Linked DNA regions of Homo sapiens: region 2 is linked to region 1. Evidence: chromatin loops called from intact Hi-C (ENCODE). Cell type or tissue: ascending aorta. All regions are shown on one strand. Links, peaks and the distances in the headings refer to the core of each region. The heading gives the core; the rest is flanking DNA. Region 1 overlaps NFKB1-AS1 (NFKB1 antisense RNA 1). Region 2 overlaps SLC9B1 (solute carrier family 9 member B1).

Region 1 (10,929 bases), core at 1,911-9,910:
CAGTTTATTTTTCTGCCCAGCCTTTGAACCATTTACTAGGTATTTATCTAGTCATTTTCTTCATTCAGCTTCCTTCCCATGTGCCTTATATATAATCACTTGAAGCAGCACAGCAGACGCAGGTTTAATAAGATAGCTCTCACTATCTTTGCCAGATGCAACGTTTTCCAGTTTTCTCTTAGAAAATGCAAACAATTGGAAACAGTTATAACAACGCAGTTTACCCCACACAGATAACTCGAACACTATCACTAGAGGATTCCACAGTGAAGTGCCCATGGTATGGAGAACAATATTTCCCTGTTCTTTCACTGAAATACCTCTGCATTATTTTCCTAAAACAGAGAACTACTAACTTGGACAAAGGGCAGGCAGTTCATGCCATCCATCCTGTGCAGTCACAATAGCTAATTATAACAGCCAACCTTTATTGAGCCCTGGCAATATGCTGGTCTCTGTTTTAAGCATTTTCATGTGCTTAAAATGTAATTAAATTTCATTTAAAATTAACTCAATTAATTCTCTCTAAACCTACGAAGTGAGCATCATCAGTATCCCATTGTACAGATGAAGAAACTGAGGAACCAAGAAGTTAAAAACTTTGCTCAAGGTCACATAACAAGTAAGGGGCAGAGCTAAGTTTCAAACTCAGACCCTTTGATTCCAGACACCAAGTTCTTAGATGTCTATCTCAAGGACAAGAAAGAAACAATAGGCCGGGCATAGTGGCTCAGGCTTGTAATTCCAGCTCTTCAGGAGGCCAAGGTGGGAGGATCCCTTGAGCTCAGAAGTTCAAGACCAGCCTGGGCAATATAGTGAGACCCCCATCTCTATAAAAAACATAATAATTTTTGTAAAAAAATTAAGAAACAAACAATAAAGCCAAATTTTCCGCAATGACACATTAGTGATGTTTCCATTTACTTATCTAAAACCTTAAAAACACATTCATAAATTCATTCCAACTGCTCTAGGAACTTCCATTAGCTCACAATCCAACCTCTAAAACTTTGTATTTATCCCAAACTCTAAAAACTTAAATATTTTACGCTTCATTGGTTCTTTGGGGTTACTTTAAAAGCCAGTAATATACTTTGTCATTCTTAGATGTCAGGCAAGTTCAAATTTATTGTCAGTCCTTGTCTTCCTAAGTTGAAGCTCACTCATTTGCTAATATGCCCTTACACAGCAGCTCTGCTGTCCTTTTTCCATGTAATTGTTAGACTTTCCCTAACATCTTTACACATTTTTTTTAAGATGTGTTGACCGGAACTACAAAGAATATTACTGGCTTATATGTAAAAGGTCCTTGCTGAAGTATAGGGAAATTTTATTTTGTTTTTACTATACCTCTCATGATGAGTGTTCTTGACCTTTTTGGCAATGGAGACACACATTGTCTCTCCTTGGAAATCTATGTCTCCAGGATCATAATGAAATGTCTAGAACTGTGATATCATGGAAAGAACTCTAGCCTGTACATGGGTATCCCAGGCCCAGTTCCCTGCTTTGCCAACTTTCAAAAGTGTGATTATGGAGAATTATTTAAACCTTGACTTCCTTACCCACAAAAGGGAACACTGATGAACCACTCTATATGGGTGGTTAAGGACATAGATATTGAAGCCAAACCACCTGGTTCAAAATCTAGCTTACTTGTCTATGGGTGTTAACTTGGGCAACTTACTTCACCTTTTTGTTCCTCAGTTTCCTCATCAGCAAATGAAAATTATAACACTAATACCTACTTTCAAGCATCAAATGGTTGTTAAAACCATCAGATGAGTTAATAAATGTAAAGCACTGAGAATCTAGAACATTGTCTGTAACAGTAAGTGTTAATTATTGTTACATTACAAGGATACCATGAGAATGAATTAACATGTAGTGCCTGAACTATTAGTACACACCTAAACACCAGTTCATTTATGCAGTCATCTACAGTGACCACTTAGTACATGCAAGGCAGTATGCTAGACACAGGCATATAAACCAAAAAGTCACTTGTCCTCACTAGTTATATTTTCATAAGAAAAGAAAATAATAAACCAGTAAATAAATATACCACAAAATAATAACCACAAGATAATAAATATACCAAGGCTCAAAACTCTTACTACTAAAAAAAAAAAAAAAAAAAAAAAAAAAAGAATGGCGTTCTGAGAGTACTCATGATGTCACAGAACCTGAATCTGTCTGAGTCCAAACTCCCAGGCTTTTTCCGTGACTTTTTACAACCTTCTAGCAAACAATTTCTACAAAGAGTGAAAAGTATCAAGATGGAGGCTTGCACCTGTGGTGGCAGTTTATTTTTTCCAAATGCATTTTCTTTCTCTTGCCATTAGCCTCAAGGCCTATATATGGACCTCTCCTCAGGCAAAGAATCATCTGATCCCAGGCATACCTGCAGTTCCCCCGCAGCTGGTACACACGCTGCACAAGCCCAGTGCTTTGGATGCGAGAGTTGACTTTGAAGATACCTACTTTAGGTAAGCATCTCATTACGATGAGTAGAATAATTAACAACCACAGTAAGTGCTTTTCTGTACTAAAAATCTTAATAACTTTCGGCACGTTAAAAATAGCCAAAATGTTCTAATAAAAAATATGCTGTTGAGTTAACAACAATTAAGTGAAAAGCAGATAAAAATAAAATTAACAAGTGATCCAACCCCTTCATAAATTTACACATGGGTGATCTCAGTAAAACGTTTGTTTTTGTTTTGTTTTAAGACCTAACTGAACTGTGATAATTGCTTTCTCTTTCAGGAGCAGTTACAAATATTTTGTGGCAGGAAGTCTTCCCTTAAGTGCTGAGTCTGCACCGCGACAAACACACTTTTAAAGAAGAAAACTGTATAAGCAGCAATGTCTTCATAGCCAACCACTGGTTCAATCATTTAAAAAGTTTTTAATCAAGGACCCCTAGAAGGGAGTTTCCTTTATAAAAAGCCCTCTGATTACAGGCGTGAGCCACCATGCCATTTGTGAGGCCGAAGCGGGTGGATCACCTGAGGTCAGGAGTTCAAGTCCAGCCTGGCCAACATGATGAAACCCCATCTCTACTAAAAACACAAAAAATTAGCCAGGTGTGGTGGCAGGCGCCTGTAATCCCAGCTACTCAGGAGGCTGAGACAGGAGAGTTGTTTGAACCCAGGAGGCGGAGGTTGCAGTGAGCTGAGACCACACCATTGCACTCCACCCTGTGCAACAAGAGCAAAAACTCCGTCTCCAAAAAAAAAAAAGCCCCCTGATTCACAGCTCAGGAGTAGGAATTCACACAGTTTCTAAGCCTGAGCAACCTTAGAAAAGAAAGAAGGAAACAAAGATGTGAAAAATTTATTTTGCATAGACTCAGTCAGAAAGTAGTGAGAAGTCTGGTCACAGAATAATTTTATTTAGGAAAACAGAAATCTATGGGACAATAAATTCTATAGCTACATGGAAAATGGAAATAACAATGGCAGCTTATGTCCTTTAAAGCCATGCTTCCGAGACTCTAACGTGCATATGAATCACCTGGGGATCTTATTAAAATGCAGATTCTGATTCAGTACTTCTGGGGTAGAGCCTGAGATTCAGTAAATCTCACAAGCTCCTTGGTGATGCCAATGCTGCTGACCCCTGAACCACACTTTGACCAGCAAAAACACATTTGCTTATTGTAAAGGTTATATCCACTGTTAAGTTTAAACACCATTTCATAAATTAATGTGAAGAAGAGTTAGGAATTAATTGTTCATTCAATCAACATCATTGAGCTTACTATATGCTAGGCCTTATGGCGGGTACTAAACATTCAACAGTAACTAAAGCAAAAAGTACACTTGGGAGGCTGAGGTAAGCAGATCGCTTGAGCTAAGGAGTTCGAGTCCAGCCTGGACAACATGGTAAAACCCCATATCTACAAAAAAATACAAAAATTAGCCAGGCATGGTGCCATGCTCCCGTGGTCCCAGCTACTCAAGAGGCTGAGGTGGGAGGATCACTGGAGCCCAGAAGGTGGAGGTTGCAGTGAGCTGAGATTGCGCCACTGCACTCCAGCCTGGATGACAGAGTGAGACCCTGTCTTAAAAAAAAAAAAAAAAAAAAAAAAAAAAAACTACCCTTGATCAATCTACTTTCGACTGTTCTTTCAAGCAAGTAATAAGCACAGGGCTTACAAGAACTTTTGTCATTCACAATTCAAAATGTATCAATCATGCTTCTCGTGTTAAGTTTTTCTTGATGTAACATTTTTAAGAATGCCTCAATTCAGATTGTTTACACTTTTTTTTTTTTAGATGAAATCTCACTCTACTGCCCAGGCTGGAGTGTAGTGGTGTAATCTCGGCTCACTGCAACCTCCACCGCCCAGGTTCAAGTAATTCTCCTGCTTCAGCCTCCCAAGTAGCTGGGATTACAGGCACCTGCCACCGCGCCCGGCTAATTTTTGTATTTTTAGTAGAGACAGGGTTTCGCCATCTTGGCCAGGCTGGTCTTGAACTCCTGACCTCGTGATCCACCTGCCTTGGCCTCCCAAAGTGCTGGGATTACAGGCGTGAGCCACCGCGCCTGGCCTGTTTACACTTTAAAAATAATTGGCAATTTAATCCAGTGAATTAGCATTGCTCTATTTTATATGAACTAGTAATAAAATTTTAAAGGTTTTCATATGCATGGCATAGTTTACCAGCAGCTAGCTACCTTATTGCAAATGTTACTGGGTCATTTCAATTAAAATTAAAGCAAATAGGAAAGTGGCAAGAAATGTTTCATTTAATTTTGGCTTAGTGTGGCCAAGTTCTCCAGGTGAATGTCATGGCTTCTGCCTCAAATTTGTATGTATAGTACAGATAGTAGAAAAACTTATACTCATCAAAGAGTTCATCTTTTTTTTTCCTCATGAGCATGAACTACCGCCCTGCTGCATATTAAATGGCAAAACAGAATCACCAGAAAGTTTCAAAATCCTAACAGGTTAGACATACTAAGAGAACAGATGACCTACTCAAGATTATTTTGCTTCCCCAAAAATGGATAACTCTCAGCAAGAAGGGAGAATAAGTACATGAAGGGCCATGTATATTCACAAAGAGCATCTGAACCAAGTCTTTGCTTACCAGATTTTACCTTTTTAAAAGATGCCAGGAGGTGGCAGCATTTGTTGCAGCTGTGTGAGTTTACTCATTAAAGCACAGGTTCTCAGAAAGTCTGGTGTATCAGATTTGGAGGAGAAGGGTTGGTGACAAGCATAAGGTGGCAGGAGTCTGTTCGGATTAAAAAGGCATTGGGACAATATTATAACACAATATTATACTTGAAAGCAAAATAAATCTGGTGTCATTGGTGTTCTATTAAATCTTAAAATCTTGGGTAGCCATATACAAAAATTAACTCAAGGTGGATTTAAAGACTTAAAAAACCTAAAACTACAAAAACCCTGGAAGATAACCTAGGAAATACTATTCCGGATATAGGATCCGGCAAAGATTTCATGATGAAGACGCCAAAGCAATTGCAACAAAAACAAAAATTGACAAATGGGACCTAATTAAAATAAAGTGCTTCTGAACAGCAAAAGAAACTATCAACAGAATAAACAGACAACCTACGGAATGGGATAAAATATTTGCAAACTATGCATCTGAAAAAGGTCTAATATCCAGAATCTATAAGGAATTTAAGCAAAAAAACCAAACAACTCCATTTTAAAACGTGGGTAAAGGACATGAACAGACACTTCGAAAGACATACTTGTGATCAACAAGGATATGAAAAAATGCTCAACATCACTTATCATTACAGAAATGCAAATCAAAACCACAATGAGATACCATCACACACCAGTCAGAATGGCTATTGATAAAAAGTCAAAAAATAACAGATGCTAGTGAGGTTGCAGGGAAAAGGGAATGTTTATACACTCTTGGTGGGAATGTAAATTAGTTTGGACATTGTGGAAAGCAGTTTGACGATTTCTCAAATAACTTAAAACAGAATTGCCATTCGACCCAGCAATCCCATTATTGAGTATATACCCAAAGGAATATGTTAAATAAATTGTTCTACCATGAAGACACATGCACGCATATGTTCTTCATAGCACTATTCACAAGGGCAAAAACATGGAATCAACCTAAGTGCCCATCAACGGTGGATTGCATAAAGAAAATGTACTACATATACACTATGGAGTACTATAGAGCCATAAAAAAGAACGTGACCATGTCCTTTGCAGCAACTTAGATGGAGCTGGAAGCCAGTATCCTAAGCAAACTAACACAGGAACAGAAAACCAAATACCACATGTTCTCACTTATAAGTGGGAATTAAGTGTTGATTAAATATAGACACAAAGAAAGGAACAATAGACACTGGGGCCTACTTGAGGGTGGAGGATGGGAGGAGGGTAAGGATCAGGTACTATGTTTATTACCTGGGTGATGAAATAATCTGTACACCAAACTCCTGTGACACATAATTTATCTATAAAAGAAACTTGCACATGTACCCCTGAACCTAAAATAAAAGTTTTTAAAAAAAATCTTCAGTAGTGGGAATATACAGAACTTATCTGCATCTTCAAAGAACAGAGTGAGAAAGACAAAGGAGAGCCTGGATTTTAACTGAGAGGCATATGACTAAAGTGTAGTTCCAGAACTGTCTCTATAAACAATTTCCTTCACACATCATTATATTTGCTAAGGGTTTGGTATGGTGCCAACTACAGAGTATGAAAACTCAGTAAATATTTCTTTCTTTCTTTTTTTTTTTTTTTTTCTGAGACAGAGTCTCGCTCTGTCACCCAGGCTGGAGTGCAGCCGCACAATCTCTGCTCACTGCAGGCTCCGCCTCCCGGGTTCACGCCATTCTCCTGCCTCAGCCTCCCGAGTAGCTGGGACTACAGGCGCCCACCACTACGCCCGGCTAATTTTTTGTATTTTTAATAGAGACGGGGTTTCACCGTTTTAGCCGGGATGGTCTTGATCTCCTGACCTCGTGATCCGCCCACCTCGGCCTCCCAAAGTGCTGGGATTACAGGCGTGAGCCACCACGCCCGTCCTATTTCCATTTTTTAACCCATTCCCACTGCTGAGAAAGATTTGCTCAGGGGCAGCTGTTATTTCACTAACCAATAGCAGTGCAATTTTTGCTTCTCATACTTTTGTCATAGGAAAATCATTACAAATATAACAGCCATAAATGTCTCGGAAATCATAGCAGATGAACCTGGCAGCCAGATAATCAGGAATGAAGTGCCCTTTCTAAGAGTTCAGTCTAAGAATAAGAATCACAATGAATGTGATTATTCTAGTTGCCACAGCCCCGCTCAGTGTTCAGTTTTAAAGGCTTCCCGCCTTATCATCAATCAGTCTCTTTACCTATATTCCTACTTAGAAAGATATTCAACATATGCATCACTATTTTTAAATTATGAATTAGGACACATTAGATAAAAGAAACTCTTTTTTAGTTTTTTTTAAAAAGTTGATCTGCATTTATCCTGTTGAGATACACTTTTAAGACTTGAGAATATATACATTAAAAGCCCTACTATCCTTTTCTATAAAATTCTACCTCATGATCAGTGTACTATTTTCATTATTAGAACAGATATCAAAACTTCAGAAACCAAAATTTATTCTGGGATAATGTATTCATTTTTTTAAAATCTTGTGAATTCTTCATCTACAGTAAACTAAAAGATGAACAATGAATCATGTGTGGCTTGGTATGATTCAAAATTCTGAAGAATAGACTTGTTAATTGTCACATATTCTTTCCTAGGAAAGAATATGTGTAATGTTGTGACCCAAACCGCTTTCAAAAAATCCACCAAATTCTACTAATACTAAGGTTTCAAATGGGAAATTTAGAGCTAGAAAAGGTACATAGAGATAATATAATCCAACATTTTTATATGACAGATGGGAAAATTTAAAGAATTCAATCAAAAACATTTGTAATTTTAAGAATGTTATTTGCTACATCCATATAGATGATTACTATGTATACTTTACATAAGAATTTTTAAATATTTGCTTTTGATGTCTTCCTTCTTTTTAGGCAAAAAAAGTCTATATTGCTAAAAATAAGAATAAACTATGAATTGCATATAGCCATATGTTTCATTGTTTGATATGACTGTTTCATGAGATTCTATCTGGCTCAATATGATGCAGGTTTAACTACAGCGGGCTTAAGAAAAGATACCAATATCTATGAATCTGTATAGCTTGGAAAAAGGAGAAAATGCTTAGGGTGGCACAAATATTTGGAAAAGCAAGAGAAAAAAATGGAATAATACAATTTTGTGGCAACATGAAGTGCAAGCAAAACCTGCTTATGTCAGTTATTAGAAATCAAGGGGAGAAAAATACATTTGGTAACAATAGGAAATTAAAGAGAGATTTTTTTTTTAGGGACTTTTTAGGAAGCAGGTTAGATTTGCCTAAGTTGCTTCTCTCCAACTTTCCATTAAAATACCTATGAATGTCATTTTTTTTAAACTGGCAATAGTTCTGTAACTCAGAAGACTTTATGCCAAATTTGGGGTGGAATTTTCACTAAAGATGGTGTCAAGGGAGATGGATAGACTATTTAGCAATTTCTTCCACATCCTGAGCCATACAGGCAGTCCTGAAGAAGATGGAAACATACTTCAACTCATCATCTATTTGGTAAATCGATTAATTTCACTTATCTTCAAAATGTAGGCACTGAACACTTACACATTCCTCAAACACATAAAAATAGGTATCTAATACCCTCCACCACAATTCAGACCACAAGTGAGGGAGGGAGCCCAAAAGTTGGACATAAAAATACATATACTTGGGAGGAAATGTATTCATAGACTTCAATATATAATTTATGTAAGCAGGCAATTGCATTTTTAAATTATCAATGTGTTTTCCTCATTCTTTTTTGAGACACATGACTTTCACTTAGTCTTCCCTAAGTAATTACTTGCCTGGGTTACAAAATAAATGCAAAAAGAACTGGAAAGGTCATGGTGGTGCATGCTTGTAATCCCATCGCTTTAGGAGGCCTAGCTGGGCAGATTGTTTGGCCCCAGGAATTCAAGATCAGCCTGGCCAACATGGCAAAACCCTATCTCTAAGACAAAACAAAAATTAGCCAGGCATGGTGATGCATATGTCTGTAGTCTAAGCTACTTCAGGAAGGGGAGCAGGGAGGGGCTGAGGCAGGAGGATCACTTGCCCCCAGGAGGTTGAGGCTACAGTGAGCCATGATGGGGCCGCTGCACTACAGCCTGAGCAACAAACCGAGACCCTGTCTCAAAATAAAAAAGAAGAAGAAGAAAAAGAAGAACTGGGGTATCACCAACAGTTGCATCCAAATATAAGATTTTGTAGCAAGACAATGAACAGTCATGTAAGTCAGTTTAGACCATAAAGTTTTACGTCAGTAAAAGGAAAGTTCTCCTAGGCCCTGGGAAGAAAAGGAGCTAGAATAGCCAGAAGAGCAAGATTATATTGTAAATATTATAATACAGTTATTAAACTGAATGCAAAAGCCAAAAAAACTTGATATGAAATTGATATATTTCTTTTAAAAATAAATATTATACCAGCTCCATAAGCCCTGTTACATGACAAAGACTGAAATGCTGGGGGTGGGGAATTGGAGTTAAAGTAAAGTTCTGCTTTCCCAAGCTCCTTTGACCACATCCCACAAATGTTAATAGGAAGTAGAGTGAGTTTAAATTTTAGTCACAAACTCGAATGCAGCATATCTTAGTCTCTTTTCTGTTGCTTATAATAGAATAACTGAAACAGAGTAATTTTCAAAGAAAAAATATATATAAATATAGAAAATTATACATTGAAAATTAAGTTTCCAACACATGAAATCTGGGGAACATTCAAGCCCTAGCATTCCACCCCAGCCCCCCAAATTCATTTCTTTTTCACATGCAAAATACACCCACTCCATCCTTATAGCCCCCAAATCCTAACTTGGTGCAGCACCAACTCAAAAGCCCAAAGCCTACAGTCTACACAATGGTAGTATAGGATTAAGGCAAACATTCCCATTCCAAACGGGAGAAATAGGCAAAAAGAAAAGAATAACAGGCCCCAAGCAAATCCAAAACCCAGCAGGACAGACATTGTATCTTAGAGCTGGAGAATAATCTCTTTTGAGTTCACACACTGCCTCCTGGACACGCTGGAGCAGGAGTTGGGCCCTCAAGGCCTCAGGAAGCTGCACTCCTATGGCTTTGCTGGGTGCAGCCGCTGCTCCTTTGGATTGGAGTCCAGTGCCTGAAGCTTTCCTAAGTAGATGTTGCATACTGCTGGTGACTTCACAGTTCTGAGGTCATGGTGGCAGTCTTGGTCCCAGAGCTCCACTAGGCTTTATCCTAGTGAGGACTCTCTGCAGTGACCATGGCTCCACTAGGCATTGCCCTGGTGGGGACTCTCTGCGGTGCCTCAACCCCACATTTCAGCTGCGCGTTGCCTACTGGGGTCTCTCTGTGGTGGTTCCAGCCCCTGTAACAAGTCTCTGCTTAGGTCCCCAGGATTTCCATAACATTCTCTGAAATCTGGGTAGAGGCTGCCAAACATTTATAGCTCTTGCTGTCTGCAAGCCTGCAGAATTAGTACCACGTGGACTCTGCCAAGGTTTATAACTTCTGCAGCTGCAGCTCAGCTGTGCCTGGTGTGGGGCGCAGAGTCAGAGGCAAGGAGCCTACTACAAACCTGCAGGGAGCCCTCCCTGGACCTGTATCCCAGTACTACTCTGCCCTCCCAGGCCTGCAAGCCTGCGATGGGAGGGGCAGCCCCGAAGATCTCTGAAATGCCTTCTGGGTCTTTCTTCCATTCTCTTGATGATTTCTGCTGTCTGTACCAATCTCCTTAGCAGATGGTCTCTCTAGGCCATACTCTTGGATTCCTCTCCTGAAAATGCTATTTCACATGG
Region 2 (10,929 bases), core at 1,560-9,559, 560 kb after region 1:
TGCACCCTTTTGCACTGCTGAGGCAGCTGGCATGTGTGAGCATGCAAAGATCCTCTTGCCACTACCCCAGTGAAGCACTCCAATGGGGGTAATTCCCCATTGGAGTACTGTGGCAGTGGACTAGGAATACCTTGGCTCCTGCAGCACAGCAGGTTCCTAACCTTGAGGGGCCAGAGAACAGAGCTAGGGGCCTGGTTTCAGCCCCCCAGAGCTACAGCACACAGCTGAGGAGAGCTCAGCTGAGCCTTGACCCCTTAAAATCTTCCAGAAATGAAGCCAGCCAACTGAACCCACCTTATACCACAACCAAACCCCCAAGGGCATCAAAGAAGATAAAAGCAAAAAGCCCCATCTATAGGACAACAACTTAAATGTTGAAGGAACATGAGCCCACACAGATGAGAAATAACCAGCACAAGAACTCTGGCAACTCAAGATGCCCGAGTATCTTCTTACCTCCATATGAATGTAGTTGTTCCTCAGCAATGATTCTTAACCAGGCTGAAATGACAGACATATAATTCAGAATATGGATAGAAATGAACATTGACATTCAGGAGAAAGTTGAACCCCAATGCAAGGATTCTAAGGAATACAATAAAATGATATAGGAACTTAAAAATGAAATGGCCATTTAAGAGAGAACCAAACTGATCTGATAGAACTAAGAAACTCACTACAAGAATTTCATAATACAACCACAAGTATTAACAGCAGAATAGACCAAGCTCAGGAAATAATCTCAGAGCTTGAAGACCATTTCTTTGAAACAACTGTCAGACAAAAATAAAGAAAAAAGAACAAAAAGAATAAACACCTCTGAGAAATATGGGATTATGTAAAGAGAACAAATCTACAACTCATCTATGTCCCAGAAAGAGAGGGAGAAAGAGTAAGTAATGTGGAAAACATATTTGAGGATATCATCCATGAAAATTTCCCCAATCTTGCTAGAGATGCCAATATTCAAATTCAAGAAATGCAGAGAACCCTTGTGAGATACTATACACAATGACCATCCCCAAAACACAAAGCAATCAGATTCTCCAAGGTCGAAATGAAAGAAAAAAGCATTAAAGGCAGCTAGAGAAAAGAGGCAGGTCATCTACAAATGGAACCCCATTAGGCTAAGAGTGGACCTTTCAGCAGAAACTCTACAAGCCAGAAAAGATTGAGGGGCCTATATTCAGCATTCTTAAAGAAAAGAAATTTCAACCAAGAATTTCTTATCTAGTTAAAAGAGGCTTCATAAGCAGAGGAGAAATAAGATCCTTTCAGACAAACAAATGCTAAGGGAATTTGTTACCACCAGATGTGCCTTACAAGAGGTCCTGAAGGGAGTGCTAAACATAGAAATTAAAGACTGTTACCAGCCACCACAAAAACACACTTAAATACATAGACCATTGACACTATAAAGTAGAAACTACACAATCAAATCTTCATAATAAACAGCTAGCAACATGATGACAGAATTAAATTTGCATATATCAAAGTATCAACTTTGAATGTAAATGAGCCAAATGCCCCAATTAAAAGGCACAGAATGGCAAGTTGGATAAAGAAGCAAGACCCAACAATATACTGTCTTCAAAAGACTCATCTCACATGCAATGATAACTATAAGCTCAAAGTAAAGGAATAGAGAAAAATCTACCAAGCAAATTAAAAAAAAAAAAAAAACCAGAAAAAAGCAGGGGTTACTGTTCTAATTTCAGACAAAACAGACTTTAAACAAACAGTGATGAAAAAAGATGACAAAGAAGGACATTACATAATGGTAAAGGGTTCAGTTCAACAAGAAGACCTAACTACCCTAAATATATATATGAACCCACCACAGAAGCAAACAGATTCATAAAATAAGTTCTTAAAGACCTATGAAGAAACTTAGATAACCACATACAAGCAGTGGGAAGTTTAAACATCCCATTGACAGTACTAGACAGATCACTGAGGCAGAAAACTGACAAAGATATTTGGGACCTGCACTCAACACTTGATCAATGAACCTAACAGACTTTTACACAACTTGCCACCCCAAAACAATAGAATATACATTATTCTCATCTGCACATGGCACATACTGTAAATTGGCCACATGATCAGCCATAAAACAATTCTCAGCAAATTTAAAAAAACTGAACCACACTCTTAGACCACAGTGCAGTAACAATAGAAATAAATACTAAAAAGAACTCTCAAAACCATAGAGTTACATAGAAATTAAGCAACCTGTTTCCTGAATGACTTTTGGGTAAACAATAAAATTAAGTCAGAAATTAAGAAATTCTTTGAAACTATTGAGAACAAAGATACAATATAACAGAATCTCTGAGACAGGGCTAAAGCATGCTAAGAGAAAAGTTTATAGCACTAAATGCCCCCATATAAAAGTTAGAAAGATCTCAAATTAACAACCTATCCTTACGGCTAGAAGAAATAGAAAAACAAGAGCAAACCAACCCCAAGGTTAGCAGAAGAAAAGAAATAACCAAAATTACACCTGAACTGAATGAAATTGGGACATGACAAGCAATACAAAAAGATCAAGGAATCCAGGAGTTGGTTTTTTGAAAGAATAAATAAGATTATTTAAAGAATAAATAAGATTATAAATAAGAACAAATAAGATTATTTGAAAGAATAAATAAGACCACAGCTAGACTAACAAAGAAAAAAAGAGAGAACATCCCAATAAACACAATTGGAAATGACAAAGGGACATTACCCCAGAGAAATACAAAAAATCCTCAGACTATTATGAACACCTCTATGCAAACAAATTAGAATAACTACAAGAAATGGGTAAATTTCTGGAAACGTACAACCTCCCAAGATTGAACCAGGAAGAAATTAAAATCCTGAACAGACAAATAATGAATTCTGAAATTGAATCAGTAATAAAAAGGTTACCAACTAGAAAAAGCCCAGGACCAGAATGATTCACAGCCAAATTCTGCCAGATATATAACGAAGACCTGGTAGCATTCCTACTGAAAATATTCCAAAAAATTGAAGAGGAAGAACTCCCCAAGTCATTCTATGAGGATAGCATCATCCTGATACCCAAACCTGGCAGAGACACAATAAAAAAGAAAAAGGCCAATATCCTTGATGAACACTGATGCAAAAATCCTCAGCAAAATACTAGCAAATGGAATTCAGCAGCACATGAAAAAGCTAATCCATCACGATCAAGTAGACTTTATCCCTGGCATGCAAAGTTGGTTCAACATATGTACCAATAATTGTGATTCATCACATAATTAGAACTAAACCCCAAAACCATATAATAATCTCGATACAGAAATGGCTTTTAATAAAATTCAGCATAACTTCATGTTAAAAGCCTTCAACAAATAGGCATGAAGGAATATATCTTAAAATAATGTCGTTTATGACAAACCCATAGCCAACATCACACTGAACAGGCAAAAGCTGGAAGTATTACCCTTGAAAACCAGAGCAAGTCGAGGATGCCCTCTTTCAACACTCCTATTCAACATAATACTGGAAGTTCTAGCCAGAACAATCAGGCAGGAGAAAGAAAGAAAAGGCATCCAAGTAGGAAGAGAGGAAGTCAAACAATCTCTGTCTGTAGATGATATGATTCTACACCTAGAAAACCCCATAGTCTCTGCCCAAAAGCTCCTAGATATAAAAAACTACAGAAAATTTTCAGGATACAAAATCAATGTACCAAAATCAGTAGCATTTCTATACACCAACAAGTCCAAGCTGTGAGCCAAATCAAGAACAAGATTCCATATACAACAGCCACAAAAAGAAAATACCCTAGGAATACAGCTAACCAGGGAAGTGAAGGATCTCTACAATGAGAATTACAAAACACTGCTGAAAGAAATCAGATATGACACAAAGGGAAAAACATTTCATGCTACAGTATCTTGGCATCACTATAAATGCATAACAGCCTTGAAATCAGAAATATACTGGTTGTATGATCTTGGGTAATTTACAATCTCTTGTCATCTTTTTTTTTTTTTTTTTTTTTTCTGGAGAGATGGGTTCTCACTCTGTCTGTCACCCAGGCTGGAGTGCGGTGGTGTGATCATGGCTCACTGCAGTCTCCAACTCCCCAGCTCAAGTGATCCTCCCACCTCAGCCTCCCAAGTAGCTGGGACTACAGACATGTCATGTCTGGTTAATTTTTTGTAGGGACGGGGTCTCCCTATGTTGCCCAGGCTGGTCTTGAACTCCTGGGCTCAAGTGATCCTCCTGCCTTGGCCTCCCAAATCTCATCAGCTTTTATTGGGCATAGTACTATCTGTTTTTCTTCATATTCACAGCTAGGGAAAGCAGAATCACATTTGAGGACAGACACCCAAATATGAGTTGACTGGATAAGTTTATTAGAAATTATGGCCTGCTTTTTGTACTAACAAAAATAAGACTTCTTACTGGTTTATATTCCAGTGTCTTACATATAAATGATCAGCTCAGTTTAAAAAATTTTTATGCTTTACTTATTTCAATAAGCTTCTTAAAATCCTTTTCGGAATGAGGTAGATATAAGTACATACATAAACACACATATATACATATCTTGCTATTATGGGAATTAAGTGAGATGTTTGTACAACTTATAGCAAAAGCTATGGTATTTAAAACTTATTAGAAGTCTGTACTGCTGTTATATTGCTAGGCTTTGCTTTCAAAATAGTGAAAAATTTTGATGGATTTAGAAGTTCCATTTTCACCTTGGTTTTTTAGAATGTCTGTTTGATTATATATTAATAATGGACACAGTGTGGTATTGTAAAAAGAACTGGGCAATCTAAGTTCTCTGTTTTTCATTTGCTACTTTTTTTTTTTTTTTTGACAGAATCTCACCGCCCAGGATGGAGTGCAGTGGTGCGATCTGGGTTCACTGCAACCTCCGCCTCCCGAGTAGCTGGGACTACCGACGTGAGTCACTGTGTCCGTCTAGTTTTTTTATTTTTTGGAAGAGATGGGGTTTCACCATGGTGGCCAGAATGGTCTAAAACTCCTGATCTCAAGTGGTCCGCCAGCCTCAGCCTTCCAAAGTGCTGGGATTACAGGCATGAGACATCGCACCTGACCCTGATACATCATATTGAGTAAATTTCTTGTCATTTCATCTCTCTGCTCGATTCCAAACCTATAAAGTGACGTAGGGAGTGAGGATCTTAGATGATCTAAGGGCTTTAACAGTTTCTTTTTTTTTTTTTTTTTTTTGAGACGGAGTCTCGCTCTGTAGCCCAGGCGGGAGTGCAGTGGCGCAATCTCGACTCACGGCAACCTCCGCCTCCCGGGTTCAAGCGATTCTCCTGCCTCAGTCTCCCGAGCAGCTGGGACTACGGGCGCGTGCCACCACGTCTGGCTAATTTTTTGTATTTTTAGTAGAGACGGGTTTCACCGTGTTAGCCAGGATGGTTTTGATCTCCTGACCTCGTGATCCGCCCACCTTGGCCTCCCAAAGTACTGGGATTACAGGTGTGAGCCACTGCGCCTGGCCAGGCTTTAACAGTTTTAAGTCTATGATTCTATTATCTGAGGGGCATACCAAGAAATAGGCTGAAAGAATAGCAATACGTACTTCTTGGGAACTTCATTTCTTAAATACCATGTATGTGCATATGTATCACTTAATATAAACAACTTGTCTTTCCTTGGTGTGTCCATACACAATACTATGGGTTTATGCTTTTGGAGCAATGTTGTGCAACAGTGACATCTAGTGACTACATATCACAGATCATTCAGCAAAACTTTATGGCCAACTTGTACTCTTCTAAATGTGGATGATTTACTTTGTAGCCCAGCTAAATACTTTTAAATAATTCCTCACCTCTCTCCTCTAAAGAAAGGTATGCCAATTAAATTTGACAACAGCATTAATAATTGGCTAAATAAGAACTGAAATTTCCTTTAAAAATCATAATGTATATGGAATTCAGTATAAATTATTCTAAATGAGACTGCAGCTCTTTTCCTTCCACTGAGAGTGGCAAAGCTGGGATTTTCAATTCCAGTGTGTTTAAATATAGTCTATTCTCTTATCTACTATGCATTGCTGACATGTAGTAGGCATTTAACACATACTTATTCAATTAATGTTAGGTAAAACATATGCATCAACAGTTGTGAGTATGTATTGCTTTGGAATCTTTGGAACTATTGCTGCCTTTCAAACAAAGAACTCTTCTTGAGGTCAGATAAAAGATTAACACAATTATAAACAACCACAGTATACATCTTTCTGAACAAATGAATTTGAGACCTACATGCATGCATAACAGAATACTCTTTATAAAAGGCATTCAAACTAGGTCAGTATTTTTTTTAAGATAATGACTACCTAGTATTATTATTTAATCAGGACAATACAAATCTGGGCTAAACTTCTACTACTATAATTCAAATTGACTGTCATTGTTAAAATTCCTAATAGTATTTAGGATTTGATCTCATTAGTCAGATAGTACCTTGATTTTAAACCGTTTTCGGGTGCCTAGATCTTGTTGCCACAATAAAGTGACACGGTGTCTGTCTTAGGTCATTTTGTATGCTGTAACAGAATACCACAGATTGGATAATTTATAATGAAAAAAATTTCTTTCTCATAGTTCTGGAGGCTGAGAAGTTCAAGATCAAGGCACCCCAGCATCTTGAGAGGGCCTTCTTGTTCCATTCTCTGGAGGGGAGGGAGTCTATGTCCTCCTCACATGGCAGAAGGTATAAGGGTAAGGGACGCAAATGGGTGGCAGAACTTGTCCTTTTATAATGAAATTAACCTCACCCATGTGGGCACAGCCCTCAAGGCCTAATAACCTCTTAAAGGTCCCACCTCTTGATACTGTTACAATCAACATGAGTTTTGGAGGGGACAAACATTCAAACCATAGTAGTGTCTTAGTCTATTTGTGTTGCTTTAACAAAATCCTCAAGATTGGGTAATTTATAAATAACAAAAATTTATTTTGTCACAGTTCTGGAGGCTGGAAAATCCAAGATCAAAGTGCTGACAGATTTGGCATCTGGTAAAAGCTCAGATCTCTGCTTCCAAAATGGTGCCTTGAATGCTGCATCTTCTGGAGGAAATAAATGCTGTATCTTTACATGTTGGAAGAGACAGAAGGGCGAAAAGGGGCTAGCTAGCTCCCTCCACTTATTTTATAAGGGCATTAATCCATTTATGAGGGCAGAGCCCTCATGACCTAGTCACCTCCTAAAGGCCCCAGCTCTTAATACTGTTGCATTGGGGATTAAGTTTCAACATGAAATTGGAGGGACACAAACATTCAAACCATAGCATTTTGCCCCTTCCCCCACAACAAATTCATGTCTTTCTCACATATAAAACACACTTGTTCCATCCCAGTAGCTCCAAAAGTCTTAACTGTTTCCGATACCAACTCAAAAGTCCAGAGTCCAGAGTCTCATCTAAATCAGATATGGGTGAGACTCAAGGTTTGATTCATCCTGAGGCAAATTGCTCTCCAGCTGTAAGCCTATGATATCAAGCAAGTTATATCATTCTAAAATACAATAGTGGGACAGACAGAGGAAAGATAGATATTCCCTTTTCAAAAGGGAGGAAATAGAAAAGGAGAAAGGGGTAATAAGTTCCAAGTAAGTCCCAAACCCAGCAAGGCAAACAACATTAAATCTTGAGACTTGAGAATAATCTTCTTTGACTCCATGTCCTGCCTTCTGCATACAATGGGGAAGGGGTTGAGCCCCCATGTCTCCTGGGAGCCTTGCCTGCATGGCTTTAGGGGGAGCAGACCATGCACCAGTTCTCACATGTTGGCATCACATGCCTGTCGCTCTCCCAGGCAGGAATTGCACACTGGTATCTCTAGTGGCCTACAGTCTTGGTGGTGGCTCTGCCCCCATAGCTCCACTAGGCATTGCTCTTATGGGGGCTCTCTGCGGTATCCCTGACTCCACAGCTCTTGTAGGCACTGCCCTAGTGGTGACTCTCTGTGCTGACCTCACACCTCTGGCAGTTCTGTGCCTGGGCCCCAAGGTTCTCTGTGACCTCCTTTGAAATCTATGCGGAGATAGCCATGACTACAGACTTAGCACCACATGGGCACCACCAAGGTTTACTGTTTATACTCTCTGACACTGCACCTGGGCCTGCTTGAGCCACAGCTGGTGTGGCTAAGGAATGCTGAGCCACATGTGTGGAGCAGAAAGTTGACGTGGCCCTAGGCAGCAAGCCCTGAGTTCCCATGGACACCCTGGGCCCCTCCCTTGAAACTGTTCTGCCCTGAAGGCCCTGGCACTCTGAGCCTGTGATAAGAGTGGTAGCCTCAAAGATCTCTGAAATACCTTCAGGGCCACTCCTCCACTGACTTGATGAATAACATCTGGCTTCCTTCCATCCATACTAATCTGCTTATCAAACATGCACTTGGCCATATTCTTGGTATTCTCTCCTGAACTCAGTCTTTACAACCTGGTTAGGCTGAAAAATTTCCAATTCTTTAAGTTCTGCTTCCTTTTTGATTATAAATTCCATCTTGAATTAATTTTTCTCTTTTTGTCCAGTATCATAAACAGTCAAGAGAAGCATGTAGCACCCTCAGCATTTTGTTTAGGTATTTCTTCCCCTAAATATCCTATTTCATTGCTCACAGGTTCTGCCTTTCACAAAGCATTAGGACACAGGTGGAATTCAGCCAAGTTCTTTGCTACTTTATAACAAGGATGACCTTTCCTCCAGTTTCTAGTAAGACATTCTTTATTTCCACTGAAGAACTCATCAGAATGGTCTTTACTCTCCACATTTCTACCAGCCTTCTGATCATGATTAACTTAGATAATCTCTAAGAACATGAAGGCTCTTTATACAGCTCTCCTCGTCTTCTGAACCTTCATCAGAATTGCCCTTAATGCTCTGTTCATGGTAATCTAGACTTTTTCTAGGAGGCACTTCACAACTGTTCTAGCTTTTATTCACTACTAGCTACAAAGCTGCTTTTACAATAATAGGCATTTGTTATAGGAACACTCCACTTCTTAGTAACAATTTCTTAGCCCATTCCTGCTGCTATGCCAAAATACTTGAGACTGAGTAATCTATAAATAACAGAAACCTACTTTCTCACAATTCTGGAGGCTGGGAAATCCAAGATTAAGGTTCAGTCAGGTTCAGTGTCTGGTGAGGTCTCTGCTTCCAAAAGGGTGCCTTGAACATTGTATTCTCTGAAGGGAATGAACATTGTGTCCTCACATGGTGGAAGGCATGTAAAGGCAAAAAAGTCCTAGCTAGCTGTCCCCAGGCCTCTTGTAAGGACTTTTATAATACATTCATGAGGGCAGATCCCTCATGACCTAACCATTTCCTAAAGGCCTCACCTCTTAATATTGTTGCATTGGAGATTAAGTTTCAGCATGAATTTTGGAAGAGACATAAACAGTCAAACCATAGCATAAACCATTCCAGGCATGTTTTATATTCTTTTCTTTCTCTTAGCACCAAACACAATGGTTTTTCTCAACTATAGACAAAGCTACCAAAAACTTACCCAGAATCCAAGGTTTGCTATACATGGAATCAAACTGTCTCACCAGCTTTCTTTCTGGTTCTTTCTTTTGACCCAACATTTCAGTCAAACTGTTAACTGCACTCCATGCCTTTATTTGGTTGGAACATCTTCCCACTGAACCTCTTTGTAAATATCCATTGATTATTCTAAATAAAGCTTCCTGCAATGCACACTACATAAACTGGATGTGTTTTTCCCCTTTTGAATTCTCACATCATTTTGTTATTTGCTCTACCATCCTTACCTCTCTGGTGTCCTTTCTTTGTCTTTGTTAGTGGTTTCTTTCCCCTATTCATCCTTTAAATATTGGGCTTCCTCAGAATTCTTCTCTATGCCCTATTCTCTTCTCACTCTATATACATTTCTCAACATCTATTCTACTATTATGGCTACAATTCTAACTAATATGCTGAGGAATTTGAACTAGAAAAGCTCTCAAGATTCTATTTAGTATATCTAATTACTTATTGAATATCTCTACTTGTCTTACAAGCATCTTAAGTTAGTATATGCACAAACTCAAGATCTTTCCCCACCAAAGTTATTCCTTCTCTGGATAATTTCCTATCTCAGAGAATGAAGCCACCATCGACCTAGTTGCTCAAAACAGAAACTGAGAAGTCATTCTTTCTCGCTGCTTTTCTTTATCTGCTAAAATCAAGTGAATTACTAAATCATGTTAAGACAAGTTACTGAATGTTTAAAAATTTTATTCATTTCTTTCCAGATAAATTGTCACTAGTCCAGTCCAGGCCATAAGCATTTCCCCACCTAAACACCGTAATGGCTTTCCAACTTTTCCCCACATCCAGTCTTGTTCCTCCTCAATGTAATTTTCACAATGCAGAACAATATTCTTAAATGTAAGCTTGATTATGGCAACAACCTTCTTAATATTCCTCAATGACTTCCCATAGAAGAAAAATGTTAAAACTCCTTACATTCAGCTTATAGGGTCCTTTGAATAAGGCTCTAACCTTGACCCTGCCTACCTTCTCATTCATCACTTGACACTCTAAACTTTAGCCATACTAAATTTTTGTTCTTCAAACTTGCCATGTCTCACATCTCCAAAACTTTATGCATTCTGTACGCTGCCTTCCAACACCAACACTCTTGCTTTTCATCCAGCTAACGCTTCATCAATTTAGAAGTCATTTCTTCCAGAAGATTTCCTGACGCTACCTTCAACATGCATCCTTATCATGGCATCCAATGCTTATCACAGCATCCACCCCACTATTTTAATCCTTGTTTAACTGTCATCATTTTTAAATTTGACAAATATTCATTGAGAGCCCATTATATTACAGATACTGTATTCTCCTCTGTATACAGAATGTGGTAAATATAGAGTATTGTAGAAGCACGTTTAGGATGT

Evidence for each region. Hi-C counts contacts between places; a loop is a spot of excess contacts. Peaks named below come from ENCODE experiments on the same cell type or tissue, not always from the same donor. Only the 100,000 strongest peaks of a DNase experiment are listed, where the experiment ranks them.
Region 2: it touches region 1 in a loop (14-fold over the local background); 92 of 110 quality-filtered maps call a loop at or near these places.

What each region holds. Positions count from the first base shown.
Region 1 is chr4:102,444,819-102,455,747 of GRCh38, forward strand. It overlaps NFKB1-AS1 (NFKB1 antisense RNA 1), which reads right to left. Exons shown (of 5, transcript NR_136202.1): 2 at 5,113-5,249. Among named protein-coding and RNA genes, the nearest start is that of NFKB1, 51 kb to the right of the region's middle. RefSeq lists an enhancer at 2,654-2,733. In ascending aorta, for the core only: a CTCF peak has its summit at 5,145 (motif pointing right); a DNase peak (open chromatin) is centred at 5,142.
Region 2 is chr4:103,003,595-103,014,523 of GRCh38, forward strand. All of the region lies in intron 1 of SLC9B1 (solute carrier family 9 member B1), which reads right to left. Among named protein-coding and RNA genes, the nearest start is that of SLC9B1, 11 kb to the right of the region's middle. In ascending aorta, for the core only: a CTCF peak has its summit at 5,726 (motif pointing left); DNase peaks (open chromatin) are centred at 7,974 and 8,007; H3K27ac peaks cover 2,495 bases.